Regions from separate parts of the Homo sapiens genome. Here region 2 is linked to region 1. Evidence: read pairs that join two places in POLR2A ChIA-PET (ENCODE). Cell type or tissue: IMR-90. All regions are shown on one strand. Each heading gives the region's core, and the rest is flanking DNA. Links, peaks and the distances in the headings are about the cores only.

The links. Peaks named below come from ENCODE experiments on the same cell type or tissue, not always from the same donor. Only the 100,000 strongest peaks of a DNase experiment are listed, where the experiment ranks them.
Region 2: POLR2A ChIA-PET joins it to region 1 with 5 read pairs; 3 of 35 experiments call an interaction of 5 or more read pairs at or near these places.

What each region holds. Positions count from the first base shown.
Region 1 is chr20:16,519,820-16,535,114 of GRCh38, forward strand. It overlaps KIF16B (kinesin family member 16B), which reads right to left. Exons shown (of 26, transcript NM_024704.5): 2 at 8,552-8,621; 3 at 6,273-6,386. Among named protein-coding and RNA genes, the nearest start is that of KIF16B, 46 kb to the right of the region's middle. In IMR-90, for the core only: no CTCF peak of the experiment used is centred there; a DNase peak (open chromatin) is centred at 8,462; H3K27ac peaks cover 171 bases.
Region 2 is chr20:16,673,496-16,688,790 of GRCh38, forward strand. It overlaps the pseudogene RPL7AP13. Among named protein-coding and RNA genes, the nearest start is that of SNRPB2, 49 kb to the right of the region's middle. In IMR-90, for the core only: no CTCF peak of the experiment used is centred there; no DNase peak of the experiment used is centred there.

The DNA of each region.
Region 1 (15,295 bases), core at 4,025-12,024:
TGGCTCATCTCACTGGGACTGGTTAGACAGTGGGTGTAGCCCACAGAGGGTGAGCAGATGCAGGGTTGAGCACCGCCTCACCCCGGGAAGTGCAAGGGGTCAGGGAACTCCCTCCCCTAGCCAAGGGAAGCCATGAGGGACTGTGCCGTGAGGGATGGTGCATTCAGGCCCAAATATTACGCTTTTCCCACAGTCTTCGCAACTCGCAGACCAGGAGATTCCTTCGGGTACCTACACCACCAGGGTCCTGGGTTTCAAGCACAAAACTGGGTGGCTGTTCAGGCAGACATCGAGCTAGCTGCAGGAGTTTTTTTTTTTTTTTCATACCCTGGTGGCACCTGGAACACCAATGAGACAGAACCGTTCATTCCCCTGGAAAGGAAGCTGAAGCCAGGGAGCCAAGTGGTCTAGCTCAGCAAATCCCACCCCCACAGAGCACAGAAAGCTAAGATCCACTGGCTTGAAATTCTCGCTGCCAGCAAAGCAGTCTGAAGTGGACCTGGGATGCTTGAGCTTAGTGGGGGGAGGGGCATCCACCATTACTGAGACTCGAGTGGGTGGTTTTACCCTCACAGTGTAAACAAAGCCGCCAGGAATTTCAAGCTGAGCAGAGCCCACCACAGCTTGGCAAAGCCGCTGTAGCCAGACTGCCTCTCTAAATTCCTCCCCTCTGGGCCTGGCATCTCTGAAAGAAAGGCAGTAGCCCCAGTCAGGGGCTTATTGATAAAATTCCCATTTTCCTGGGACAGAGCACCTGGGAGAAGGGGTGGCTGTGGGCACAGCTTCGGCAGACTTAAACGTTCCTGCCTCCCAGGTCTGAAGAGAGCAGCAGATCTCCCAGCACAGCACTCACGCTCTGCTAAGGGACAGGCTGCCTCCTCAAGTGGGTCCCTGACCCCTGTGCCTCCTGACTGAGAGACACCTCCCAGCAGGGGTTGACAGACACCTCATACGGGAGAGCTCCGGGTGGCATCTGGTGGGTGCCCCTCTGTGACAAAGCTTCCAGAGGAAGGAACAGGCAGCATATTTCCTGTTCTGCAGCCTCCGCTGGTGATACCCAGGCAAACAGGGTCTGGAGTGGGCCTCCAGCAAACTCCAGCAGACCTGCAGCAGAGGGGCCTGACTGTTAGAAGGAAAACAAACAAACAGAAAGAAACAGCATCAACATCAACAAAAACGACATCCACACAAAGGTCACCAACATCAAAGACCAAAGATAGATAAATCCACGAAGATGAGGAAAAACCAGTGCAAAAAGGCTGAAAATTCCAAAAACCAGAACGACTCCTCTCCTCCAAAGAATTACAACTCCTCACCAGCAAGGGAACAAAACTGGACAGAGAATGAGTTTGATGAATTGGCAGAAGTAGGCTTCAGAAGGTGGGTAAAAACAAACTCCTCTGAGCTAAAGGAGTATGTTCTAACCCAATGCAAGGAAGCTAAGAACCTTGAAAAAGGGTTAGACGAATTGCTAACTAGAATAACCAGTTTTGAGAAAAACATAAATGACCTGATCGAGCTGAAAGACACAGCACAAGAACTTCGTGAAGCACACACAGGTATTAATAGCTGAGTAGACCAAGCAGAAGAAAGGATATCAGAGATTGAAGAACAACTTAATGAAATAAAGCATGAAGACAAGATTGGAGAAAAAAGAATGAAAAGGAATGAACAGAGCCTCCAAGAAATATGGGACTATGTGAAAAGACCAAACCTATGTTTGATTGGTGTACCTCAAACTGACGGGGAGAATGGAACCAAGTTGGAAAACACTCTTCAGGCTATTATCCAGGAGAACTTCCCCAACCTAGCAAGACAGGCCAACATTCAAATTCAGGAAATACAGAGAACACCACAAAAATACTCCTCGAGTAGAGCAAAACCCAAGACACATAATCGTCAGATTCACCAAGGTGGAAATGAAGGAAAAAATGTTAAGGGCAGCCAGAGAGAAATGTCAGGTCACCCACAAAGGGAAGCCCATCAGACTAACAGTGAATCTCTCAGCAGAAACCCTACGTGCCAGAAGAGATTGGGGGCCAATATTAAACATTCTTAAAGAAAAGAATTTTCAACCCAGAATTTCATATCCAGCCAAACTAAGCTTCATAAGCAAAGAAGAAATAAAATCCTTTACAGACAAGCAAATGCTGAGAGATTTTGCCACCACCAGGCCTGCCTTACACGAGCTCCTGAAGGAAGCACAAAATATGGAAAGGAACAACTGGTACCAGCCACTGCAAAAACATACCAAATTGTAAAGACCATCGACACCATGAAGAAACTGCATCAACTAATGGGCAAAATAACCAGCTTAGCATCATGATGACAGGATCGAATACAGACATAACAATATTAACCTTAAGTATAAACGGGCTAAATGCCCCAATTAAAAGACACAGACTGGCAAATTAGATAGAGTCAAGACCCATTGGTGTGCTGTATTCAGGAGACCCATCTCACATGCAAAGACAACAAAGGCTCAAAATAAAGGGAGAGAAGAATATTCACCAAGCAAATGGAAAGCAAAAAATAGCAGGGGTTGCAATCCTAGTCTCTGATAAAACAGACTTTAAGCCAACAAAGATCAAAAATTACAAAGAAGGGCATTACATAATGTTAAAGGGATTAATGCAACAAGAAGAGCTAACTATCCTAAATATATATGCACCCAATACAGGAGCACCCAGATTCATAAAGCAAGTTCTCAGAGACCTACAAAGAGACTTAGACTCCCACACAATAATAGTGGGAGACTTTAACACCCCACTGTCAATATTAGACAGATCAACGTGACAGAAAATTAACAAGGATATTCAGGACTTGAACTCAGCTCTGGACCAAACGGACCTAATAGATAGCTATAGAACTCTCCACCCCAAATAACAGAACACACATTCTTCTCTGCACTACATCACACTTACTCTAAAATTGACCACATAATTGGAAGTAAAACACTCCTCAGCAAATGCAAAAGAATGGATATCCTAACAAACAGTCTCTCAAACCACACTGCAATCAAATTAGAAGTCAGGATTGAGAAATTCACTCAAAACCGCACAATCACATGGAAACTGAACAATCCATCACATAAACAGAACGAATGACAAAAACCACATGATTATCTCAACAGACGCAGAAAAGGCCTTCGAAAAAACTCAACACCCTTCATGCTAAAAACTCTCAATAAACTAGGTATTGATGGAAGGTATCTCAAAATAATAACAGCTATTTATGACAAACCCACAGCCAATATCATACTGAATGGGCAAAAGTCGGAAGCATTCCCTTTGAAAACCAGCACAAGACAAGGATGCCCTCTCTCACAACTCCTATTCAACACAGTGTTGGAAATTCTGGCCAGGGCAATCAAGGCAAGAGAAAGAAACAATGGGTATTCGAATAAGAAGAGAGAAAGTCAAATTGTCTCTGTTTCACATGACATGATTGTATATTTAGAAAACCCCATCATCTCAGCCCAAAATCTCCTTAAGCTGATAAGCAACTTCAGCAAAGTCTCAGGATACAAAATCAATGTGCAAGAATCTCAAGCATTCCTATACACCAATAACAGACAAACAGAGAGCCAAATCATGAGTGAACTCCCATTCACAATTGCTACAAAGAGAATAAAATACCTAGGAATACAACTTACAAGGGATGTGAAGGACCCCTTCAAGGAGAAGTACAAACCACTGCTCAAAGAAATAAGAGAGGACACAAACAAATGGAAAAACATTCCATGCTCATGGATAGAAGAATCAATATCGTGAAAATGGCCATACTGCCCAAAGTTACTTATAGATTCAATGCTATCCCCATCAAGCTACCATTGACTTTCTTCATAGAATTAGAAAAAAACTACTTTAAATTTCATATGGAACCAAAAAAACAGACTGTATAGCCAAGACAATCCTAAGCAAAAAGAACAAAGCTGGAGGCATCACACTACCTGACTTCAAACTATACTACAAGGCTACAGTAACCAAAACAGCATGGTACTGATATCAAAACAGATATATAGACAAATGGAACAGAACAGAGGCCGCAGAAATGACATCACCCATCTGATCTTTGACAACCTGACAAAAACAAGCAATGGGGAAAGGATTCCCTATTTAATAAATGGTGTTGGGAAAACTGGCTAGCCATATGCAGAAAACTGAAACTGGACCCCTTCCTTACACCTTATACAAAATTAATTCAAGATGGATTAAAGACTTAAACCTAAGACCTAGGACCATAAAAACCATAGAAGAAAACCTAGGCAATGCCATTCAGGACATAGGCATGGGCAAAGATTTCACGACTAAAACACCAAAAGCAATGGCAACAAAAGCAAAAGGTGACAAATGGGATCTAATTAAACTAAAGAGCTTCTGCCCAGCAATATAAACTATCATCAGAGTGAACAGGCAACTTACAGAATAGGAGAAAATTTTTGCAATCTATCCATCTGACAAAGGGCTAATATCCAGAATCTACAAGGAACTTAAACAAATTTACAAGAAAAAAACAAACAACCCCATCAAAAAGTGGGCAAAGGATATGAACAGACACTTCTCAAAAGAAGACATTTATGCAGCCAACAAACATACGAAAAAAAAGCTCATCATCACTGGTCATTAGAGAAATGCAAATCAAAACCACAATGAGATACCATCTCACGCCAGTTAGAATGGCGATCATTAAAAAGTCAGGAAACAACAGATGATAGAGAGGATGTGGAGAAATAGGAACGCTTTTACACTGTTAGTGGGAGTGTAAATTATTTCAACCATTGTGGAAGACAGTGTGGCGATTCCTCAAGGATCTAGAACCAGAAATGCCATTTGACCCAGCAATCCCATTACTGGTTATATACCCAAAGGATTATAAATCATTCTACTATAAAGACACATGCACACGTATGTTTATTGCAGCACTATTCACAATAGCAAAGACTTGGAACCAACCCGAATGCCCATCAATGATAGACTGGATAAAGAAAATGTGGCACATATAAACCATGGAATACTATGCAGCCATAAAAAAGGATGAGTTGATGTCCTTTGCAGGGACTCGGATGAAGCTGGAAACCATCATTCTCAGCAAACCAACACAGGAACAGAAAACCAAACACCAGATGTTCTCACTCATAAATGGGAGCTGAACAATGAGAACAAATGGACACAGGGAGGGGAACATCACATACCAAAGCCTGTCAGGGGGTAGGGAGCTACGGGAGGGATAGCATTAGGAGAAATACCTAATGTAGATGTCGGGTTGATGGGTGCAGCAAACCGCCATGGCACGTGTATACCTATGTAACAAATCTGCACATTCTGCACATGTATCCCAGAATTAAAGCATAATTTAAAAAAGAAAGAAAGAAAGAAACAAGCACTTTTTCATACCCTACTTTTCGAGATGCCATTGCATGGATTACAACCCAGGCCAGGCAGGACAGGAATTCTTATCCCCGTTTTAACATATGGAGACTTAAAGCAATGTTATCTAAAGAAGCTGTCAACGAGCCAGGAAGAGGCCCAGCAATGAAGCCTGCGTTTTTCCTTCTATACTGGTGCTCCCCATTTCTAACCTCACTCTGCTCAAATAAGCAGCTTTTCCCCACCCCGAGAAATATACTTGTCCCTCTGCTCACCTGAAATGTCAACATCAGTGTCTTGATAGGCTTTTGGGGGCACCTTTGTGTCTGTTATTATCTGTCCACTTCACATCTACATTTTAGCCCTTAAAAGCCTACAGGCAAGATTTCTTGGACAAATTCCAGCATCATTCTAGACTCTAGAAAGATTCTGAATGAACGTTCTTTCTTTCTAGAATCCACTCTAAAACCTGTAATGATCCACACAACCTGGGAACACATGACTTGGGTTTGAAGTTTCCTCCTAAATCTCCGCACTGAATAGGACTCAAGGTTAAGTGGCTTCTTTACTGTGCTTCGCAGCATACACATGTCTCCCCAGAAATGCTTTCTATGTAGAGCTCCTTCTAAACAGGAACCATATCCAAGTTTTGAAACAAATTAAAAATTATCATCATTATGCTCAAAGGTGAAAAAAAAATCAATCTTTTGAGAACTGAATTCTTCTCAGGCTTAAATAGATACTCCTACATAACACTCAGAAAGGTAAGTTAGCAAAGGCTAATTTTATACAAAAATTACATTCAGAAAGAAATTGGCAAGATATTTTAAAGTATTTTAGGGTAGGCATGTTTTTCTCAATGTGAAAATAAATCAACATAAATATTTTGAAAATATCATATACCATTTCTTGTGAAACGTAATCTGGGCTTTTTGTATCAGCAGAATAAAAAGAAAAGTCATAGGTGAAGGTCTTGGTCCGTTCTCTTCCTGAGTCCCCAGTGCCTCCTTCTGGTATCTAGAAAGAAATGATTAGAATAATAATGATAATGTAAAGAGCACTGCCATTTGACCCAAATTTCCATGTTTATACCCTGACTAAAAACCATTTCATTCCTGCTGGCTTCTCTAAAAAAATAAATAAATAAAATTTAAATATAAACTAAACTCCTTGCAGCAATCCAAGTTCTCTGTGATATGACCCAAGAATACTATTCTGACCTTTTCTTTTTATCACTATTAACTCCTAAGAACCCAACACTCCAGCCAGACTCTGTATTTCCACCTTCAGTGATTTTTTACTGTTCCCTCCACCTAAATCCACCAGAGTTGGGCTTTGCACAACTACAAGGGTGGTATTCACATAGATCATGATAAGATTGGCACCTTCTAAAGCTGTATGATTTGGTGGCCTCACTGAAAATTCTAGGTCAGATGTCTCCTCTTTCATGACACTTCCCTTGGACACTCCATGGAGAAGTAATTTCTCCTACCTCTGACAGCCTAGACTCTTCCAGGACACATCATATTGTGAGTTTATTGCGGATGTTTGCATATATCTTGTCCCCCTTGCTATATGCTTAAAGTGCACCTCAGAACCATGTTTTAACATCTTCATATGCTCCCAAAGCCTGCTTATTGGACATATGCTGAATAACTTCAATGAGCACCACGTTTTCCACATGATTCACATATTATAAAAAAATTGTTATGATTCTTATGAAAACACTAAAAGTCTAGGCATCTGTTCTGGTTACTCAAACATCAGATGATAAAATGTTTAAAAAACTCAAAAAGCAACAGAGTAATCGAGGAAAATAGATTCCATAACGCACAAAGAAAGGAGACTCATCCAGAGTCAGCGGTCTTTTACCAAAGCACTGTGAGCGTAGAAAGACACATGAAGGAAAGACAAGGTAATTACCAGCAGGGAATGGACAAGTGACAACTGGGTAGAAACATGAGAATATGCGAGAGGCCAAAGGAAGGGAAAGAAGCACAGTGCAGGCCAGATAGAGCTGGAAGGCACAAGGGTTGTGCTAAGCAGAGGAAGAAAGGCATCCAGTGGAGAATGCCTCAGGCAAAGGACACCAGCGCCTTAATGGAGGAAATGAAATGATCCAGAGGCTGCCCAGTTGGAAGATGGGAGCATTTCCCAGCTTCTACCATTGGAGATCAACTCGCACTACTTTGAAATTGGATCTCAAAGTACCCAATCCTTTGAGCCATAAATTAATAGAAATCTCCACAGATGTGAACAGGAGATAGATCTGACTTGGCCATGGAGCATCATGTCTCAGAAACCCAGACCTAAAAGTTAATGACAAATATCAAAGGAGAAAGGCATTGAACCCATAAAGTACTTCATTTCTTTCTTTTTTGTTGTTGTTTTTTTGTTTGTTTGTTTGAGATGGGGTCTTGCTCTGTTGCCCAGGCTGGAGTGCAGTGGCACAAACAGGGCTCACTGTAGCCTTGATCTCCTGGGCTCAAGTGATCCTCCCATCTCAGCCTCTCGAGTAGCTAGGACCACAGGTGTGCACCACCAAGCCCAGCTCTGATTTCTTCAATATTAATTTTATACCCCCGTTACCCTCCTCAGCGAAAAGCATTCAGTGCCCTTTAAAAATTTCCTAACCAAATAAACAAACAGGATATTTTTCAGTGCCAAAGGAGAAACTTGCCATCTTGAAAATTTTTTTTAACTTTTTTTCCAGAAAAGAAATTTGGTGGTTTTTTTTAATCTTTCCTCCCTGAGTTTTGAATAATAGTATCAGTTCTTCTTCAAGGATTACCAAACATGATCCTCTTCATTAAAAATGGAAAAAAATATAGGGGCAAAGCTTATTTAATGTTCACAGAACACAGTCAATTGCCAGGCTAAGTCCCTACTACGAGGACACAGGATGAAAATGCCCGAATCTGGGATAGACTCAGGAGCTCCTGGACCAGAGCAACAGCTTGGATTTGGCTTCCAGATCAAATAAAGCCAGGAATGGGAAAGGAAACGGGATCAACTCTTCTGCTTCAAGACTGAGCCCAAGCCAGGTGCAAGCTGACGTGGCTAACTGCACTGGAAAGGAGGGTGTGGAAACAGCAGACAGGCTTTATTTACTCATTAGTCATCCCCACAGTAAAGCAATCATGGGGCTCTTGGAACTTAAGCAAGGCCAGGTCATGACTTGCCTTTAAGTTTGTGATTGTCGTTTTGCTTTTCTCCATCTGAATAATGAACTTGGCCTCCAAGTCCTTTTCCCTGCAATACAAATAATTCAGTAGTGGTTAGAAGAGAAAAGATTATTAAAAACAAAACAAAACTAAACCCATTTGTTTTATTTACTTTTTACGTTAGGAGTTTATTTTCAAATGGCATCTGAGGAGCAATCCCAGACACGGCTCCTCCCAAATCCTTACTAATATAACATGAAGATACGCAAAATGATGCCACCATCAACAATTATGGCTGATACACAGTGTGTTGTTAAACCCTGAAAGAATTTCCAATTGTAAGCCAAAAGAAGAGTAAATGAAATAACAGACACCACAAAGAGCTAAGACTCACCAAAAAAAAGTAGCCCCCCTCACCTTGTTACAAAGAGAAAGAGACCTTAGCCCCCTACCCAAGATGAAAACCAAAGAGAAAACTGGAGTGGTTACAAGCAGGTGCTGCTTCCAGAAGCAGCCAGGGCACTGTTCCCTCCTCCTACCTTCTTTCTACATCTGTTCAGAAACTGCATTTCTCAGAAAACAGCAGAACAGGAGGACTCCTAAAGAGTACAGTTCCCTAGAATAAATGACCATACATTTACCCAATGGAGTGTGACGCCACTGAACAAGGAATGAGGAAGATCCCTATATCTGTTATGGCGTGGCCACTGGGATATACTGGGATATACTGTTCAGTGGAGACAAAAGATGGAGAAAATCTATGTAGAAAAATACAAATTATATTTAAACACTTTTTTAAAACCTATGTATTTTTCAAAAGGCTACCTAGGAAAAAAAGGGAAATTGAGGATAAGGATTTGGGGCAGACAAGGGAAGTGGACAAGGATAGAAGCTAGATTTCTGCAAATATACTTTGATCTGGAGGTCATCTTTAGAACGATAAAAATGATTTATGCAAAAATAAAACAAGAGTTTCAAAAAACAAGCTATAATTTAGAAGTAAGTTGAAGCGAATGAATCTAGCTGTGTACCACAAAGTGAGAAACTATTTCAATTACGACTCTATAGAGGAATTTGACTGTATACTATAATGAGATATATCCTAAAAAGAAAAAGAACTACAAAGAAATCTTAAAGCATTTTTAGTAATCATATTTTTGGTGGTAATGTAAGTGCCATTATTCTGAGATTTCTGTCTGTGTACTGTGGGACATTACAAGAGTAATGATGTTGGTGCCCTAGAGAACCAAGGTTTTTGAAGTGGCTGAATGAGATACAAACATAAGTTTGATGAGGTTAAGTAAAAACTGTAGTCCTGGCCGAGCACGGTGGCTCACGCCTGTAATCCCTGCACTTCAGGAGGCAGAGGCGGGCAGATCACCTGAGGTCGGGAGTTCAAGACCAGCCTGATCAACACGGAGAAACCCCATCTCTACTAAAAATAGAAAATTAGCCGGCCATGGTGGCGCATGCCTGTAATCCCAGCTACTCGGGAGGCTGAGGCAGGAGAATCACTTGAATCCAAGAGGCAGAGGTTGCAGTGAGCCAAGATCACGCCACTGCACTCACTCCAACCTGGGCAACAAGAGTGAAATTCTGTCCCAGAAAAAACTGTAGTCCTGAATCTAATTGGAAGGAGTAGCAGAAACTTCATCTTTCATCCAAAATTTAAAAAACAAACAACTCCCTTGCTTTGTCCATTGAAAAGGCCTAGAATCTTACACTCAAATTATAGCCTATAAATAACATTTTCCACTAAAATAAGTCAGGGTTCCTTGGAGAAGTGATTCAATCCAAATACTGAACCATCTCTTCACACTATAAAGCAGGAACACTAACACAGGTCACTAGGGCTGTGGCGGGCACCTTCTAACACGGCTCCCAGTGATTGCCCGGCACTCACACCCTGTCGTGTGCGATCCTTGCCCTTGACTATGGGCTGGACCTGGTGAGTCACTTCTAATGACTACAACACAAACACACCCAAGTGATGGTCTGTCACTTCCCAGGCGGGCTTTCAAGACTGTGACTTCTGTCTTGCTGGCTCTCTCTTCTGCCCTCTCTGTTTGAGCCCTGGCAGTGTGAAAAGTCAGGGACGACAGAGTGAGGACCCCTGTGGACAGACCCAGCCAGCAGGAAACAGGGGCCCGCTAGCAGCACGCCAGACAGCCTGGCAGGGCACGCTCCCCAAGCCCGCACCGGGACATGATGATGAGAGATGACTGGGAAGCCGTCTGGCACCCTGACTGCAGCGCTAGGGGAGAGCCGGAGTCAGAGGACCCTGCTCAACCCCACCCAGATTCCTGACCCACAGAAACTCTGAGATAATACATGCTGTGTTTTGTTGTTGTTGTTTGGTTTTTTTTGAGACAGGGTTTCGCTCCTGCCACCCAGGCTGGAGTGCAATGGCATGATCTCAGCTCACTGCAACCTCCACCTCCTAGGCTCAAGCGATTATCCTGCCATAGCCTCCCAAGTAGCTTTGACTACAGGCACGCACCACTGCACCTGCCTATTTTTGTATTTTTTGTAGAGATGGAGTTTTGCTGTGTTGCTCAGGCTGGTCTCAAACTCCTGAGCTCAAGCAATCCACCCGCCTCGACCTCCCAAATTGCTGGGATTACACACACGAGCCACCATGCCTGGTCAATACATATTGTTTTAAGCCCCTAAGTTTTGGGGTAATTTGTTATACACTAAAAGAAAACTAATACAAGGACCCTGTCAAAAGGACTCAGGAACCAACCTGCATAAGTTCCTGCTGCCCAAAGTTGAGAAATCTGGACAGCAAAGAAACTAAAAACCAACTGAAATAGATAGAATATATTTAAGCACATAAACTCATAACTTAAAAATAAAAACTCAGTGGTCCCCTCTGAAAGATCAAAGGATCTGTCTCATTATTTTGAAAACTGTTAAAAGAAAGAATCAAGCATTTATCTTGCATTTCCAAAACTATCTATACTTCAAGTAACCAAACAACTGTGAAAGAAAGTTTCTCCTTTAGAGATATTCCAGCTAAAAAAATAAAGAAGTAATAACAAAATATCATTTCGTCACCCCTGGTGAATTAATGGCTCTAGGGAGGGACCACCGATGGTTACCAGGCCAGCCACTGTGAGAAAACCAGGTACGAGGTGTATTCTACCTGAAGTACCAACGCGACTGCCCCAGGGTTCCTGTCCTTCCCTCCCAGGGATGGCCTGACTCTGACCTAGAGCTGCCCTATAGGGAACCAGCAGGAATGACAAGTGTAAGTGGGAACACGCCAATGTTCTCAGGTGGGGGAATCGGTAAAATCCAGCCTGTGGGAAAGGCAGCAGGGTAAATGACTCAGCATATTCCAAATTATGACAAATTGCAAAGAATATAACGATGAAAGGGAAATCTAAAGCTAGAAAAGACATTAAAGACATATCAACCAACTGGATCCCAATTCAAACAGAAAAAGCACTTTGAAAATTATAACCATTTGGGAGGCCGAGGCAAGTGGATCATCTGAAGTCAGGGTTCGAGACCAGCCTGGCCAACATGGCAAAACCCCGCCTCTACTAAAAAGACAAAAAATAGCCGGGTGTGGTGGCGGGCACCTGTAATCCCAGTTACTTGGGAGGCTGAGGCAAGAGAATCGGTTGAATCCAGGAGGCGGAGGTTACAGTAAGCCGAGATTGTGCCATTGCACTCCAGACTGGACGACAAGAGCAAAACTCCGTCTCAAAAAAAAAAAAAAAAAAATTATAACTTACGTAGGGAAATGTTAACACTGACTAGATATTTGATGATATTAAGGAATTATTGCTAATATTGTAGGTATGATAATAGTATTATGACTTAAAAAACCTTTTAGAGATACATATTGAAATATTTACAAATCAAATGATATGTTACCTGGGATTTACTTTAAAATAATCCAGGTATGGGGAAACCAGCTAAGGGGTAACATCTTGGCCAGCTCAGACGAACAGAGACAAAATAAATATCAGTTGTGAACAAACCCAAAAAGCATTTGCAGTAAACACCATTTGGGAACTACAGCAGATTCCCAGGGCCAAGTTTAACATTTCCAAGCCTGAAAAATGCTTCCACTCCAACCCACCAGGAGTTGGGCAATTCCATTGTGGACCCAAAAGTAAGAACTGCTTCAGGGACACCCCATGTTCATGTGGCTACAAAACAAATACTTCATAAAATTAAACCTTTCCTACAGCATTCAATTACCAAAGCATGTCCTGCTCAACAAGAGAACAAACCACCTGGGTTTATTTATATCACAGAACACCAAACCCAGATTCCTCCCATTCCCACAGTGGGTCCTTTTTTCTCAATCAATCACTAACCTAATGCATCTAGAGCTTTCATCTTAAAACCACTATTATCAACAAATACCTCTCAGGAACACAAAATTATCCAGCTACATAGAAATATTAGAAGTGATCGTGGTAATGCTCACATTGACTTGTCAATTCTTGCCTAGAAAACAAAGTAATGTGGCTCATACAATGCCCACCACTCCTGCTGGAAGCCAGAGACTCCATAACTCCCCATCTCAGAACCTTACACCTTTGGAGCAGCTAAATTTAAAGGGCCCTCCACATGATCATGTATTCTAACCTGCAGGTAACCAGGGCAGTGCGTTCCTAGTTCTAAATTAACATCCATTCTATAAAAGCACTAAGTGAGATACTGACTGAAAGGCTGTTATGCAATATGACTGTCTTTTTATTAGCTACTTCTAAAATGAAAACTGAAGATGCAGGTAGGTTTTGAAGGTTTCACCACCTCCCTGAAATCCTATGTACTGGGATGACTGGCTGGGAAGGGGGATCAGGAGCAGGAGGCAGTTTCACTATTCTGAGGGTCTACCACATTCCTCAGTTTCTCAAAGAGTTCCATCACCCCAAAAGATAGGAATCCCTGCTCTGACTCTTAATACTCAAAATATGCTCCAGAGACCAGCAACATCAGTGGCTCCAGGGAAGCTTGACAGAAATGAAGGTTCTCAGTCCCCACCTAAAACCTACAGAATAGGAACCTGCATTTTAACAACTGTAAATGATTCTGATGAACGTTAAAATTTAAAAAGCACTGCTCTGATGCTGTACTTAATATGACATAGTAATAGATGGGTCTTAGGTTTACCCTTATGAAATAAACTACTTCTTACACTGGAAAACTCACTAACCTTTGTTCTTTGACTTTTAAATTTTATTTTTAAAATCACATGACAGAATATGAATGGATATACCATAAGTCAGCTAATACTGTCTCCATTCTATGCTCTTAAGTTGTAAGTGGCTTCTGACCAAGAGCAATAACTGCTGACATAATCTGATGAGAGATGTCATGTGAATGTCATGACACTCAGGTTCCCTCATTCTCACCCTGCCAAACCATGAGTGAGTTTCCAGCCCTTTCTCTTCCCAGACTGTGTTTCTCAATGTCAATCTAAGGCTACAGCCAATAATTTAAAATCATATCAAAAGATAATTACAGGTCATCAACATTAAGATCGAGGCCATCTATTTCAGAAAAGAAATTTCACAAATAATTTCCTAACTTGCTTCCTTCTTTAAGCATACAAACTGAAACAGTTTAAAAAAAAATAAAAAATAAAAAATAAAGATGTGGCTGGGCACAATGGCTCCCGCCTGTAATCCCAGCACTTTGGGAGGCTGAGGTGGGTGGATCACAGGTCAGGAGTTCAAGACCAACCTGGCCAACATGGCGAAACCCCATCTCTACTAAAAATACAAAAATTAGCCGAGCATGGTGGCAGGCTCCTATAATTCCTACTCGGGAGGCTGAGGCAGGAGAATCACTTGAGCCCGGGGGACAGAGGTTGCAGTGAGCTGAGATCGCGCCACTTCACTCCAGCCTAGGTGAAAGAGCAAAGCTCTGTCTCAAATAAAAAAAAAAAATTAATCTAAAATTACTCTTAGTATTTATAACACAGATACTGGCTAGAATTTCAGCCATAAAGAGCAAATCTCTTCCTAGTTCCTGAAAACACTTATAGAAAAGCCAATATATTTTTTACTGTTGAGTTCCTTGTATATTCTGGATATGAGTCCCCTATCAAATGAGTAGCTTACAAAAATGTTCTCCTATTCAACAGGTTGTCTCTTCACTGTTTCTTTTGCTGTGTAAATGTTTTTCAGTTTAACATAGCCCCTTCTGTCTGTTTTTGGTTTTGTTGTCTGTGCTTCTGAAGTCTCATCCATAAAGTCTTTGTCCAGAACAATGTCCTGAAGAGCTTTCCCTATGTTCTCTTCTAGTAGTTTTGTAATTTCAGGTCTTACATTAAAGTGTTCAATCCATCTGGAGTTGACTTTTGTATACAGTGAGAGATGGAGGTCATGTTTCTTTCCTCTGCATATTCTTATCCAGTTTTCCCAGCATCATGAAGAGAGCCCCAATGTACGTTCTTGGTGGCTTTGTCAAAGATCAGTTGAAAATATGTGGATTTATTTCTGGGTTCTCTGTTCTGCTCCATTGGTCCATGTGTCTATTTTTATATAATACCAATACCATGCTGTTTTGGTTACTACAGACTTTTAATGTATTTTGAAGTCAGGTAGTATGATGCCTTCAGCTTTGTTTTTGCTTAGGGTTGCTGTGGCTATTTAGGCTCTTTTTTGGTTCCATACAAATTTTAGAATTTTTTTTTTATTTCTCTGAAAAACAATGTTGGTATTTTGATAGGGATTGCACTGAAATTGTAGATTGCTTTGAGCAGTATGGTCATTTTAACAATATTAATTC
Region 2 (15,295 bases), core at 70-8,069, 150 kb after region 1:
TTTCAAATACAAATTGACAATCCAGAGCCTATACCTCAGCCACCTCCTTTATTAGGATCTCACACTCCAGGCCACTATCTACCTGCCCTAGTAATCCCAGGGCCTGGTACCACACAATCAGGACAGCCCGTATGCCCCAGAGCCTGCTGAAATCTTAAAACTAGCAGATCTTAAACCTGCGTACCCTGTCTCAGTTGTTCTTTTCTGTAGAAACTATAATAAAGTCTCCTGCCCGCAGGAAAATTCTCTGCCTATAACCAACTTTGGTGTTTTCTTGAGTGGTCTCCTGTGATGTGTCTGCTCTGTCCTCTTGGAACTGTGAAAAGCAAACTAGCATTTCAAAGGCCTGATTTGTTGGCCTTACTATACCTCAGATTCTCCATTGATACACTATGTTTTAGAGGAAACCTCTAGATATTGGAGTCAGACTTCACTTCTCTCTGGATATTGAACAATTTGTGTCTTAGTGATTATGCTGATGGGGCGGCTCTGCCACTGATCATTTTATCATCACTCAAACATGCTCTAGGTGGCCTATGGGAGGTTATATTTTTCAAAGATAGCTACAACACTGTGTTTCATCCCACATGCTGTTTTGTATAATGTGATTTTATAGTCCTCCCACTTGTTTCCTCCCCTTGAATCTTGTGATTATGGCAGAAGTGATGCAATATGACTTCTGAGGTTAGGTCACAGAAGGTGATAGAGCTTCACCTGGTTCTTTTGCGGAACGCTCACTCTAGGAGCGCAGCTGCCATGGAAGCTCAAGTAGCCCATAGAGATGACCACATGGAGAGGAGCCAAGGCTTCCAGACCACCACGCCGGCTGAGCTCCCAAATAGTAATAATTAAAAAAAATTTGCCAGCCATGTAAGTGTGCCTCCTTGGAAATGAATTCTGCAGTCCCCAGGTGGACTGTCCCAGCTGATGCTGAGTGGAGCAGAGATGAACTGTCCTTGCTGAGCCCTGCCAAAATTGCAGTCATGAGCTAAATAAATGTTTGCTGTTGTTTTAAGCCACTGAGCTCTGGAGGGATAGCTTGTTATGCAGCAATATATAGCTGGAAATTGGCTTAATCACAAAGCCTCCCTAAAAGGAGCACATGCTAAAATACACAGCAGGTTTATGGAACCCGGCCACGTGGCCAGGTCTGGGGTTGAGGCAGATTTTCTAAACCAAACACCCACCCTAGAGATTCTGATTTAATTAGTCTGTGGTGGGACCCAGGTGATTTTAATGTATTAATACAATCAGGTAATTCTAATTTGCCTGCACCAAGAACAGTTGGTATAGAAACTGTGAGGAGTTGGGGGACCCAGGCATCTGCATGCTTTAAGATTCTCAATTGGTTCAAATGTATAGCCAGGGTTAAGGACACTGTAGCTAAACTATCTATAACGTGAATGTCAGAGCAGTGCTTTTAAAGCTTTAATGTATACCTACTCACCAGCGGATATTGTTAACAATGCAAATTCTGATTTATAAATCTGAGGTGGGGCCCCAGGTCTGCATTTTTATCAAGTTTCCATGGGATGTGGATGCTGCTGGTCCCAGTACCACATTTGGAGCAGCTGGGAGTTGAAGCACTATGCAAGAGCTAAACAGAGATGTCTGGGTAAAGTATCCACAGTGGCTTATAACATCTGCCCAAAGGCCTCAAACTGGCCCTAATGCAAGAAGTAGAATGAAGTGCACTAATGAGGGGTGTGGGAACTCAGTGGTTGCATACTCGGAGGATTCTGTGAATGAGAAGGCTGTCTTCCGGCTCCTGGGCTTAGAATTGATTGAAAACATTACCATCTTAAAGTGGTACTAGGGTGGAACACCTGGTAATCTGAATGAGCCATCTTCCTGTTGATATCACCCCGGACACATTCTGTTGCAACAGGGCTTTGGGGAGTTATACTTCATGGGTTTGGTGGCCCATATCAACCTATTATGAGGCAAGGGCTGTTATGAGCCACAGCAACTGTTTATCTGCCTGTGTAGGCTCTTCACCAGAAATCTCACTCAGGAGTGGTTGTCCTGAGAAGCTGAAAGAGAGCCACGTTAAGTTTCTAACAGCATCCAATGAATGACCTCCATTTAGTTTTGCTCCAAGTTATGGATTGGGTGGCAAATTCTTTCCATAATCCTGCCAATTCCAGAGAAATAAAGATCCAGATTAAAGTGAATAATGTTCTAGAACAGTCTTGGCACACTATGGCCCACAGGCCAAATCCGGCCTTTTGTATCGCTTTTATATGGCTAAGACTGATTTTTACATTAAAAAAAATTTTATTTTTTTCTAGCAGCCTCCCAAGCCAGAGTAGACTCAGACACTCCCCATTTTTAAAGGTTTATAAAAAATTAAAACAAAAACCAAAGATGAATATTTTACAGTAACTGTATATAGCTTATACAAACTAAAATATTTATTACCTGGCCCTTTATAGGCAAAGTTTTCTAATCTCTGCTCTAGATTAAAAGCCCAAATATCCTTTATTAATTGCCTTCCCTGCCACTAAAAGAATATGGATCCCTACACATATTTTTCAGAAGTAAATAGGAGGTCTACCTCCAGGGAATCCAGAATAATCCCTGTACCAACATCATCTGCTATGGTCTGAATGTGTCCTCCAAAATTTATATGTTGTAACTTAATCGCCGGTGTGATAGTGTTAAGGTGGGACATTTAGAAGGTGATTAAGTCAGGAGGGCTCATGGATCCCTCATGAATAGGATTAGTGCCCTTATAAAAGGCCTGAAGAAACATAGGTAGGAGCTTTTGCCCTTCTGTCTCTTCTGCCATGTGAGGACACAGCATTCATCCCATCCAGAGGACTTGATAACAAGGCCCCATCTTGGAAGCAGAGAGAGCATCCCTCGCCAGACACCAAACCTGCCAGCACCTTGATCTTGGACTTCCCAGTCTTCAGAACTATGAGAAATAAATTTATATTATTTATAAATTACCCAGTCTGTGGTATTTTGCTATAGCATCACAGATAGACAAAGATATGATCTCCAAGTAATCTAGAAATAGAGGCCTAGAAGAGAAGATTTTTATTCTTTAATTACAGAGGAAGTGAGAAGAGAACATTTTTTCATCATAATCCAATCTTGCATTTCTGATCTTTCATCTATTCACATTTTTACTCCTCTATTTTGTAGCTCTTGTTCTTTCCCTCCTATTCTCCTGACATTTCCTCAATTCAGCGGGTTCAGTTTACTTCTCCTATGCTGAAGAAATCATTTCTTTAAGGAGGAAAAAAGAGACAAAGGGAAAGTCCTGAAAAGTAAAGGGACCCAAGAAATCAACTGTATCAATCAGGATAGGCTGCTGTAACAAATAATCCCCACATTTTCATGGCTCAGCCCATCATACGTTTATTTTTGGCTCACACAAGTGAAATGTCGATGCTTCCAGTTAGGTTGCCCTCCTTGTCTAAGCAGTGTCTTGGAGATTCAGGTTTCTTCCAGCTTGAACTCTGCCACTCTCAACACATGTCCCCAAGGGTCTTCACAGAAGTGGTGGAGATATCATGCAGAAGACACCCCAGATTCTTAACCACCTAGGCTGGGTGGAGACACATGTCACCTGCCCTCACATTCCATTGGCCAAAATTAGTCACATGGCTCCACCTAACTGCAAGGGGGTGTGGGAAATGTTGTTCCTGGCTGGATAAATCTCATGATATAATACTATATGAAAGAAGCCAGCACAAAATAAGTACATTTGGTATGATTCCTTTTATATATTCAAAAGTATATAAAATGAATGCATTCCATTAGAAGCTTAGGTAGTGGTTACTGTTAGGTGAGGTGGTCATGGGGAGGAACATGAGGGAGCTTCTTGGTTTCTAGTGTTCATTTTCTGGATCCTGTCTCTGGGAACATGGGTGTGTTCATTTTGTGAAAATTCATTGAGCTGTGCACATATGATTTATGTACCTGTGTGTTTATATGTTAAACTTCATTTAAAATTTTTACACTAAATGCTGATAGTAGACAGGATGTTTGGGAAATAAAGGGAAAAACCAACCCTTAAGCTCACTTTTTGCTCTTTTTCCAATAGTAAGATATTGTATCTCTTAAACTCAGTTTTCTTGTATGTAAAAAAAAAAAGGTTCATAATAATTGCTTTGCTTGGCTTTTATGAGGAACACAGGACCCTAGAGACACAGTTTAGAATACAGCAGACAAGAGTTCTCAGCTACTATAGCCAGGACACGTTTTTATTAGGCATCTTATTGTGGCTTTGGTTGGGAGAATACTAATGGCTGCTAGACAGAAAGGAAGGTGAGAAAGAGGAGAATTAAAGGTAATTTGCTTTGCAGAATTTTGGCTTTGAGAAGTTTAGGGTTGATTAAGATTATGAAAAGGCACTTATAATCTCAGAGGAGAGAAATATATAGTACATAGAAATAATCACTATAAGAAAAATTATAATGTTACACATCATATTTGCATTTAACTTATGTGAATTCAACTATACATATTTGGCACATACCCCAACCCCACAAACACACCCCTCTTGAAGAGAACATGAATTAGATGATGTGCATCATCATTTCTTAACTCCCACTCCACTCTCCATGTGAGACTTCTCAGTGACAAGTGTAATTCTACCTCTTAAAGACACAATTATTTTCTTACCACACAGCTCCTAAATGCATGCTAATGACTGTATGTCAATCACCTATGGCCAGGTGGCAGTGGTGAAATAGGCATCGCTCTCTGACGCACGTATTAAAACTTGCAGAATTGGTAGATGAGAGAAGGTTTATCTTTATAGAAAGTTTCCAGTTATTAAGTGAGGGAGAATTATAGGATTGGAATATCATCTTTTCACAACTACTAATGAACTAATGAATCTGGGCATTAAACATCAATGGCTGCTAACATCACATGAAGAGACACCCAGACATGACATGCCTCCTGGTAGAAGAATCCAACATTACCTATGACGTGTTCCTGCCAAAAAACTCAAACCCAACTAAGATCAAACCTCTCAGTTCAAATTATTCACATACACACACACACACAAAAATAATTTACATAAAATATAAGGGAGAAAGGAACATTGTAAATTACACCACAGGGTTGAAATCAACAAAATCCAGACAGTGACAAATTCCACATGGGCAAACAACCCTGTTTCTTCAACAAATAAATTGTAAGGAAAGAAAGAGAGAGAATGAAGGGGAAACTTCAGATTAAAAGAAAAGTAAAAGACATATCAATAAACCATCATGTGTGGGCCTTGTTTGAATTTTCATTTTAAAAAATTTAAAAAATATTTATAAGATAACTGGGACTTTGAACATTGCTTGGATATTTTATTACGTTAAGGAATTATCAATCACTTTTTTTAGGTTTGGAAAGATATTCTGGTTATATTTAAAATAATCCTATCTTTTAAAGATATGCACTGAAAGACATGGATGAATGATGTGACAGACGTTTCAGACAAATGGTATGTCAGATGCTTGGTTCAAAATTATACAAGAGGGGAGAAAGTGAATGATGGTGTATGTGGGTAGGAATGGCTGTAGCTGATGATCCGGAGTGTGGTTCATTATTCGTATTCTGTTGCTTTTGTATTTGCTAAACATTCTGCATAATAAAAAGTAAAAGAAATGGCTTATATAATGGTGTCAGTGGCTTGGAAGAAAATTCCATAGACAGCAGCAGTGCACACATTTTAAGAAGCATGATATTATGTGTGCTCTTGCCAGAAAAGACAATATCTCACAGTCACTGGTACCATGGAGTTCACCGTGATTCAGGATTAAACTCTAAATGTGAGGAAGTCTTTATAACCCCTTAAATAATTTTTCCTGTATATTTTGCTTTTCTAATGTATGAGAGTGACAGATGACGTAAAAATGTTGATATGAATCTAGTTCATTTAATAGGGACAAAATTTAATCAATAGGGATAAAAAAATATTTTTCATTGGGATAAAAATTCCAACTGATATGTTTGCATCATGTCTGAATGCAAATTTTTTTTTTCCTTGAGTTGTACATAAACAGCAGAATGTCTTATTATTGATAACTTTTTAGTTTTGATGAAATACAAAACTTCTTCTAGTGGCCATGTTAGCCTCAGTGATTTACTCAAATGCAGGATAAGGGAAAAAAACTGGATTTACTGGATGGATTAACAAATGGTCCTGTGTTATTCTTAGTAATTTAATAGTTTCTGAGGGATTCTTTTTCCAGTTGCAGATTGGAGTGTGTATAATGGTCTGACTTAAAGTTTGGTCAAGATGAAGAGGGAGGCGTGGGAAAGCTGCTGCGGCTGGCAGCATGGGGGCAGTTTTTCTGCAGCTGCTTATCATTTTCTGTCTTGTTTAACCATTTAAAATAGGAGAAAAAACATACAGGAATGGGGGTTGTTGTCAATAAGGGCTCCAATTCGGTAAAAATAGGCTTTGCAGTGGATGCATCAGTTGTGACAGAAATATAGCAGCACTGAACTGGCTGGTTTCAGAAATGAAGTGCCCATAGGAGCTGGCAGGAACTGCAGAGGTCACCGAATCCACCACTGTCATTTTGTGGGTGACGATGCTCAGGTTATCCAAGTTTACACAGCAAGCGGGACCCATGGCTAGAAACTGGGTCTCCTGGATTCTAAGATTTTGATCCATGCTAAAAGAAAATGCTCCGAAGGTCGCCTAGAAGCAGAGCCTGAGATGGAGATTCTTGTGAAAGAGATTTGTTGGGGGAACAGCTCTCAGGAAAAAGGAAATGAAAGGGTCAGGAGAGGGCAGGGGAATAAAAGCAAACCAAGGGTGTGGTTTCAGGTGTAGACCAGCTGCGGCCTTATCCTCAGGCAAGAGGGCCAGCCTTCTGAACCCCCTGTCAGCCATAGCTCTTTTGTTATGAGCTGAACTGTGCCCACCCCTCTTCATGAGCTGAAGTCCCAACCCCCAGTACTTTAGAATGCAACTGTATTTAGAGACGAGGTCTTTAAAGAGGTAACTAACCTGGATACCCAGAAGATATATATAAGGTTAGCGTATGTCTATAATTTATATCTTTAAAGAAAAAAAGACAAGCATTGTTTGTTCTCTAATGCCAACTCTGAAACTACAAGAAGGTCTGCACCAGAACAACTCTTCTAAGAATGACTTAGATCAACAGTACAGGTTATAAATTAGAAGTGCTGGTGGATGGTTTGGTGGATTGTTCAGAAGGTCATTTAATCCCTGAACAACTGACATTCTTTTACAAAAATGAACAAGACACTACTCCTTGTTAGGTGCTGAACTGAGTCTCCCAAAACTACTTATGTGGAAATCCTTACCCCTAGTCCTTAGAATTTGACTGTATATGGAGACAGGATCTTAAAATCCTGTCCTCATTTTAACTTAACTATTATATTAAAGTTAAGTGGAAATGATGACATTAGGGTGGGCCCTAGTCCAATATGATGAGTGTTCTCACATGAAAAGAAAATTTAGAATAGGCACACAGAGGCCCAGCATGGTGGCTCACGCCTGTAATCCTAACAATTTGGGAAGCCAAGATGGGCAGATCATTTGAGGTCACGAGTTCAAGATCAGCCTGGCCAACATGGTGAAACCTTGTCTCTAGTAAAAATACAAAAAAATGAGCTGGGTGTGGTGGCATGTGCCTGTAATCCCAGCTACTTGGAGGCTGAGGCACGAGAATCACTTGAACCCAGGAAGTGGAGGTTGCAGTAAGCTGAGATCACACCACTGCACTCCGGCCTGGGTGATAGAGTGAGACCCTGTCTCCAAAACAAAAAACAAACAAACAAACAAAAACAAAAAATAGGCACACAGAAAGAAGACCATGTGAAGATGCAGAGAAGGCTGTTACCTGCAAGCCACAGAGAGAGGCCTCTGAATGAAACCAACTCTGCTGACACCTTGATCTTGGACTCTCAGACTCCAGAACTGTGAGGAAATAAATTTCTGTTGTTTAAGCCCCACAGCCCTCGGTACTTTATGTCAACGGAGCAGACTCATGCACCTTTGACCAAGGAAATCCTCTGGAGAAAGAAGCAGCTGTGCATTGTGTTATCTACCAAGACTCCCAGCAAGCAGGGGAAGGATGCCCTGAATTGTGAAGGGATCTATTCTCTAAGGACATGGAGGAATACCCAGAGATCTCTTAAGAGGTGCTCTATTAGAACTTTTAGAAAGCAACATTTATTTAGAATGACCCAACTATGGGTCATTCTCAGAGGATACAGGGGAAGAAGAAGAGATTGGATTGCTGTGATTTTATAGCTTGACTTTTTATATTTTTTTCCAAAGCAAACATGAAAGGAAGATGGAGTCTGACATGAAGCAGGGGAGGAAAAGAAGACTATGGTTTGTCTTTCTTAATTGGGAAGGATAGCAGGATCTGCTGGGTAGAGAGGGGTGCAATAAAAATGTGCTACCTCTTCTGAGATCACCAAATGAAGTATGGATTGCATTATGAGACAGGCTGCATTTCCTCATTACTCTAATCCAGTCTTCACCAACACTTTTTACCAGATTTTTACTCTTTCCTGCTTTTAGAAATTTTATTTAGTTTTTATATTTATTTATTTGAGACAAGGTCTCACTCTGTCACACAGGCTGGAGTGCGGTGTCATTATCTCATAGCTCACTGCAACCTTGAACTCCTGGGCTCAAGCAATTCTCTGGACTCAACCTCTCGAGTAGCTGGGACTATAGGCATGCAACACCATGCCCAGCTAATATCTCTCTATGTTGCCCAGGCAGGTTTCCAACTCCTGAGCTCAAGCCATCCTTCTGCCTTGGCCTCCCAAAGTGTTGGGATTACATGCTTGAACCACTGCACCCAGCCAAGAAATTTTTTAAAACTCAAATGAAATTATTGCAGGGGTTTATCAAGTTGATTTTCACCCCAATCATTTTCTGTACTTAATAAAGTGAAAGAAAGATCACTGATGAGGAAATTTCTGTAGGACACTTGATGAGCAGGGAAGTAAAACATAATTCTTAATAGTCAGGAAGTTGGCTCCTTCAAACCTGTAGTATGACTTTTATCAGGGAAATGGAATTCAATTTCTCAAATATTTACTCCTTTTTACTTTCCATGAGCTGTATTAAACAGCTACTAAGCAAGAAAATGCCCTTCCATGATTTGGATACCACATTTTTGGGCAATATCACATAAACCTTGGTGTGACAAGGAAGCCTCAATTGCCCTTTTATCACAAGGCCATGATAAAAGAGAAAATGGTTATGTTACCCGAGTGGGGAAGAATGCTAAGTGATGACACCAAACAGAGTCAAGCTTCCTACGTGTGAGTAAAACAGGTGGAAATCTAAGACCTTGCCTGTGTGCACAGATGAAATAGCAGATGAAATGTAAGTTTAGGGGCCCCTCACTTACATAAGCACTTCCAAGGCCCCGCACCGAATTTTTTATCCATAGAAGTTTTGTATTCCTTGTTTCTACAACGGACCCCCACATAGAATCATCTCCAGGCTCCCATAACCTGCAACTTCCTCATATTGGGTATAATGTTGTCAGAAGAAATGATTATGGATGGGACATTTAGATACGTGCCTGTGGGGCTCCACAGTGATCATGTGAAAAGGGACAATAGTCAGTAAATCACCCAGTTGGTTGAGTGCACAAGACAAATGTCTTTCATCAATGATTTCCCAAAGTGACTCTTGTATGAGGCCCTCCATTAGCTGGTCCATGATACGCGTCCATTTGGGCAGCTACGTGGAGATAGCACACCATAAAATAATTTTATGAGTACTTCATCTGTCTGTTGATCAGTGTTTCTAAATGGGGACAATTTTGTCCTCCAGTTGACATTTGGCAATGTCTGAAGACTTTTTTTTCAATTAAAATAATGTTTTTTTAAGAGACAGGACCTCACTCTGTAGCCCAGGCTGGAGTGCAGTTGTGCAATCATAACTCACTGCAGCCTCAAACTCTGGGACTTAAGCGATCCTCCAGTCTCAGCCTCCAGAGGAGTTGGGACTACCCATGATGCCATCACTGGGCTAATTACAAATTTTTTCATAGAGATGGGGTCTCACTATACTGACCAGGCTAATCTCAAACTTCTGGGCTCAAGCAATCCTCCCGTGTCAAACTCCCAAGTTGCTGGGATTACAGATGTGAGCTACTGTGCCTGGTCTGGAGACATTTTTGATCATCATAACTGAGAGGATGTTACTGAAATCTAATGGATAGAGGCCAGGCATGCTGCTAAACCCCCTACAATGCACAGAACAGTCCCCCGTAACAATAATAATCTGGTTCCAAAAGTCAGTGATGCCACAGTTGAGAAACTCTGCTCTAGACAATAGAGGTTAAGATCTTGGTATCAGGGTTTATAGATCTAAGTGCATGTTCTTCCCCTGCTAGATCTTGAAGACTCGGCTTCCTCATCTGAAAACAAAGAACATATTGGTATCCATCTCACAAGGTTGTTAAAAGGGCTTTGTGAGGTAATAGAGGTGGAGGTAAGATGCTTAGCACAGTACCTAGTAGAGAGTAAGTGCCCATAAAGTGCTGATCATTATTGCTATTATTATATTTATACCCTTATATACACTGTTTTGGAAGGGGAATTTTTAAATTACTTTTATGTACAGAAAACTCAACAGTGTACATTTAATTCAGCTTAGTGGCAAATCTGTACCCTTTGCCATTTCCAGCTTGGCAATGTGAGCCATGGATTTTGGGCCTGGGACATTGCTTCCCCCGTGATGATGGATCTCATCATATTTGTTGTTGTAATTGGTCTTGGTAGCTTCCACCAGCTTAGCCAAAACTCCTTTGTCTTCTAAGTTAACCTGCATGAAGGTGACAAAGGCGCAGGTCATCTTGTGGATCAGACGTCCCATTCTTGCCTTCCTTTTGTTAATGCCGTAAGGGACCCTTGTCTTTCAACACAAGGCAGGTGGGAAGTGTTTTATATACTCTGAATAATAATAAACCTTTACTCCTTCTAAGGGTTAACCTCTTAAGTACTCAGTTTCTCTATCTAAAATAAAAAGAGGGAATTTGGTCAGTGATGTTTAAGTTTGGCTCAAGGAAGTAAAGAGACTTAGTGGCAATATCTCTTTTTCCCCTTTCCCAGATATTTCTTCCCAGGGGCGATGGGAGAGCGGGAGCCAGTGAGTGAAGATAGGAATCTCCAGCTCCAATTCAGATAAATCAACTCAGCTTTTATCTGTTTTACTTTTGCTTTGAGTCAGGCTTTAAAAAAAAAAAACCTTAAAAAATTATTGAAGTAAAAGATTCATTCCAACAAAACATTTGACAATTTAAGATAGTTTCAACATCTGTAAGCTGAAATAAATATCTGAAGCATTTGAATAAGGCATAAAATATTCAAGACATCTTTTTCCATGGAAGTTTAACAGGTTTTCATGTGACACAGAATAAATCCAGACGCAGAAAGATCTCATTACAATTGAGTCTGGAAGAGGTGTTCTTTGGATTTTCCCAGTCTTGGCCAAAATCTTGAGTCTTATATTCATTCAGGAACCACCTCATTCATCTATCTATGTATAAACACACATGCAATGGTTCCTCAACACATGGATTTGTTGTCTGGGGTGAGAAATCTGTGCCTTGCATTAGGCAAACTTTCGTATCAATAAACAGAAAGTCCTACATTGGGTCTTGACACACATCTACAGTCTTTAACCGGGGGCGGTCAGAGATGTGCTCTGGGGCTGAGCTGGATTTCTTGAGCCTTTTCCATGATGCTCTGGTCTCACAGTTTGTGTGTCCTGGAAGCCATTTGTGTTGCTTATTTTCCATATTGGGGTTGTGCCTGTAGCTCCAGGAAGGACTAACTGCAGAGGCTGGCTACTCTGTCTCTTTGGAGGGACAACTGTTCTGCTTGATGGGCTGCATCTTCTCCATGTGCAATGTTCTAAAGAGCCCCTTCTCGGAACAGTCCCCTCTGCCTGAAAACTGAATGGAAAAAGAACCATACATTCATACAGAACCTGACACCACCCAGGCAGCTACATTAAATACCTTCCTAGCAATGTTTGCTTAGAGTGTCTTTGTCGTGGCCTAATGCATCATGTCTGCGGGTGGCCTGCCCTTCATAGGTGCAGGACTGGGGCAAGAATACAAATGGAGGCCATCAGCTTATGGTCTACCCCCTTCTCTTCTTAGCCCTGACTCCATCTTTGTGCATGTACACATGGACACTTCAGCCTACAAGTTCAAGCCCCATCCATATTATGCGCAAAAAGTCACCCTGTGGCCTCTCTTTGGGCCTAGGGGTGTGTAACTTAGCATGGTTACCCTTGAGAGGAAGGCTCAAGGAAAGAGGTCTGTGCAGACGTTGGAAATGGGTTCAGAGCTGTTTGGAGAAGAAATTACAGGGTCCCAAAGCCTGAATGAAGGCACGGGGTCTCTGGATGATCATGTCTCCTGAGCTCTGCACACCTCCACTTTCTGAGGAGGGATATCCCTGGAAAAGGGCCAGAACAGAGCCTTCTAAAGCACAAGGTCCAGGGCAAGGGATCCTCTTTGCTGGGCTCGAGGATGGTTCTGCATTCCAAAAATGAGATCATGTGTACCTATTTTCTGCTGTTTACCTAACTCATTCAATAACACCACAATGAAATCTTTGTTCTTTTTTATGTCTGTATAACCTGTCACGATATATATATGACAGTTAATTTTATGTGTAAACTTGACCGGGTCACAAGGATCTAGATATATGGTCTAACATTTTTCTGGGTTTGTCTGTGAGGGTGTTTCTGGATGAGATTAGCATTTGAATCAGTAATCTCAGTAAAGCAGATGGCTCTCTCCAGTGTGAGTAGGCTTCATCCAACCTGTTGGAGGCCTGAATAGGACAAGAAGGAGAAGTAAGAGAGAATTTGCTCTCTCTGCCTGTCTTCAAGCTGGGACATGGATCTTCTCTTGCCCTTTGACTGGGACTTACACCCTCAGCTCTGCTGATCCTAGGCCTTTATATTTGGACTGGAACTTATCTTCTCGCTTCTCCTGGTTCTCGGGCCTTCAGACTCAGATTGGAGCTGCAGGACTGTCTTTCCTGGGTCTTCAGCTTGCAGACAGCAGATCATGGGACTTCTTAGCCTCCATAATTACTTGAGCCAATTCATTATAGTCTATCTCTCTCTCTCTCTCTCTTTCTCTATCCTATTGGTTCTGTTTCTCTGGAGAACCCTGTCTAATACAGTATAGGTGTACCATAATTTAGCCAGCCATTTCTCTTAATAAATATTGACTTTGTGTCCAAGTTGTAGCTATGAAAAATGCTACTATAAATATGTCTGCACATATCATGATGTTATTTCCATAGGAAACATTTCCAGGAAAGCAACTGCTACACCAAAAATATATAATTTAAACTCTAATGGATGCTGCCAAATGGTCAACAAACATGTGAAAAGATACCAAATACACCAAATCCTCAGGGAGATGCAAATTCAGCTAACAACAAGACATTACACCTATCAGATGGAAAATTGTAAGGAAGAGCTATAACATCAATATCACTCTGGGGAAAAGTATAGTCTCATGCATGGCTGGTGGAAATATGAAGTGCCCAGTCTTCCTGGAAGGCAGTTTAGAGCTTATTTATAGGGTCACAAAAATAAAACAGAAGTTCCTCTTCTTTTCATATTTCTTTCCGTTTCTGTCAAACTAATACATACATGATGACACTATGAACTCACTCCCTCTTAGATTATTCCCTCCACGCACAGGGAGGAGATCAGGAAGGCTGAAGAATTATGGGCCTTGTATGCTTTCAGCAAATCTCGGGGACTCTTAGAACCTTGTCTCCTGGCTGTGGCTGAAGCTGCCTATCTTGGACACAGCATGCTGAAGTGGAAGTGAGGGGCTGTTCAGGAATGAATGGAGACCCACCAGTAAGCACTGTGGAAAGCCCCCTTTACTTGGTTTAGCGAGTTTTCTGTTCAGAGACCCCCAAATAGGCTGTCTCTAAAGTCTCTATCTGGAAATGCAGAAACCCATGATTCTTTTCCTGAGGACTTTCCCCAGCTAAGAAATTTCTAGCCATAATGTAATGAAGACCTGTGTTTTCCTCTGGGTCAAACAGGCTGCTGGGAGCCTTGGCACCCCACCTCCTGGAAACACTATTGATTTTCAGCATGGTTGATAAAACAGAGAGATAAAAGGCCCAATTTCTCTTTTTATGATGGATATGACCAATTAGCTATAAATGTCAAGTATCCACAACTTAATTAATTCCAGTTCATTTAACTACTGTAATTAGATTTTTTCCCCAAACAAAGCAACAGTATGTTTTCGAAGGTCATAGACTAATACTATAGTGAACAAGGCTGAAAGACCTGCACTTTGGATGGAAAGTAACTGATGGCTGGCTAGTGCCTGTGGGGAAATAGACCACACAATATCAAAAATAATTGGCAGGCTGATTAATAGAGTTTGTTCGAAATATATACATAATACATCTTTGATTAATAGCATCAATGAGCATTTGAACTTAAACCTTTAAAATTTTTAGACATTTTTTAATTTAATGGAAAGACTAGAAAAAAAATCTGACTGGAGTTTGAGTCAGATGGTCCAACGAGAAACCAGAATCCCAATTAGAGAGGAACGTCTCTTTTGCTTGAGAAAAGCAACTTAAACAGTCATATTCTATTGTATAAACCAAGTTCTCCAGGGGATAATATGGGTAGGAAGAGATTTAATCCAGGAAGGGTTAACTGTTTGCCTTAAAAAGTCAAAAGCTTCAGAAAGTTTGAAGAGTTTGGTAGTGGGTGCTGGGGTTGGGAGAGGTGTTTGGTGGGTATTTGAAGGTAAGAGAAAGGGAGACCCAAGCTATGTGGATGGTGGCAGCAAGAATCTGCAGAAGGTGAGAGGACTTCCCCAAGGAGTGAGGGTGTCAAATAACTTCCATATGAAGATGTCTAATAACTTACACGTGGAGACGTCTGTTACTTAATTTTGTTTTCTGTGCTTCCTTCTGCCACCATTTCCCCAAGAGTCCAGTTAAAGTCTTCCAAATGGAACTGGCTTGTGACAGTGGTGCTTAGAGGACAGGAAGAAGCAGGCTTGCACTGAAGTATCCAGCCTGGACTGAAGTTGTGTGGCAGGAAGATGGCTGCTGTGGGCGCCAGGAGGAGCTGGGTGGAGTAGCAAGAGTGGAGAAGAAAAAGCACACGGAAGAGGGGAGCACTCCAGTAAAAAGAACGGCTCTCCAGCACCTTTTAAAGGGAACTGGTCAGGATCTGGATCTCTGTTAGTGCATAGAATGGGGCACGGGGCACAGGATTTTTTCATATCTTTTTAAATTGACTCATTCC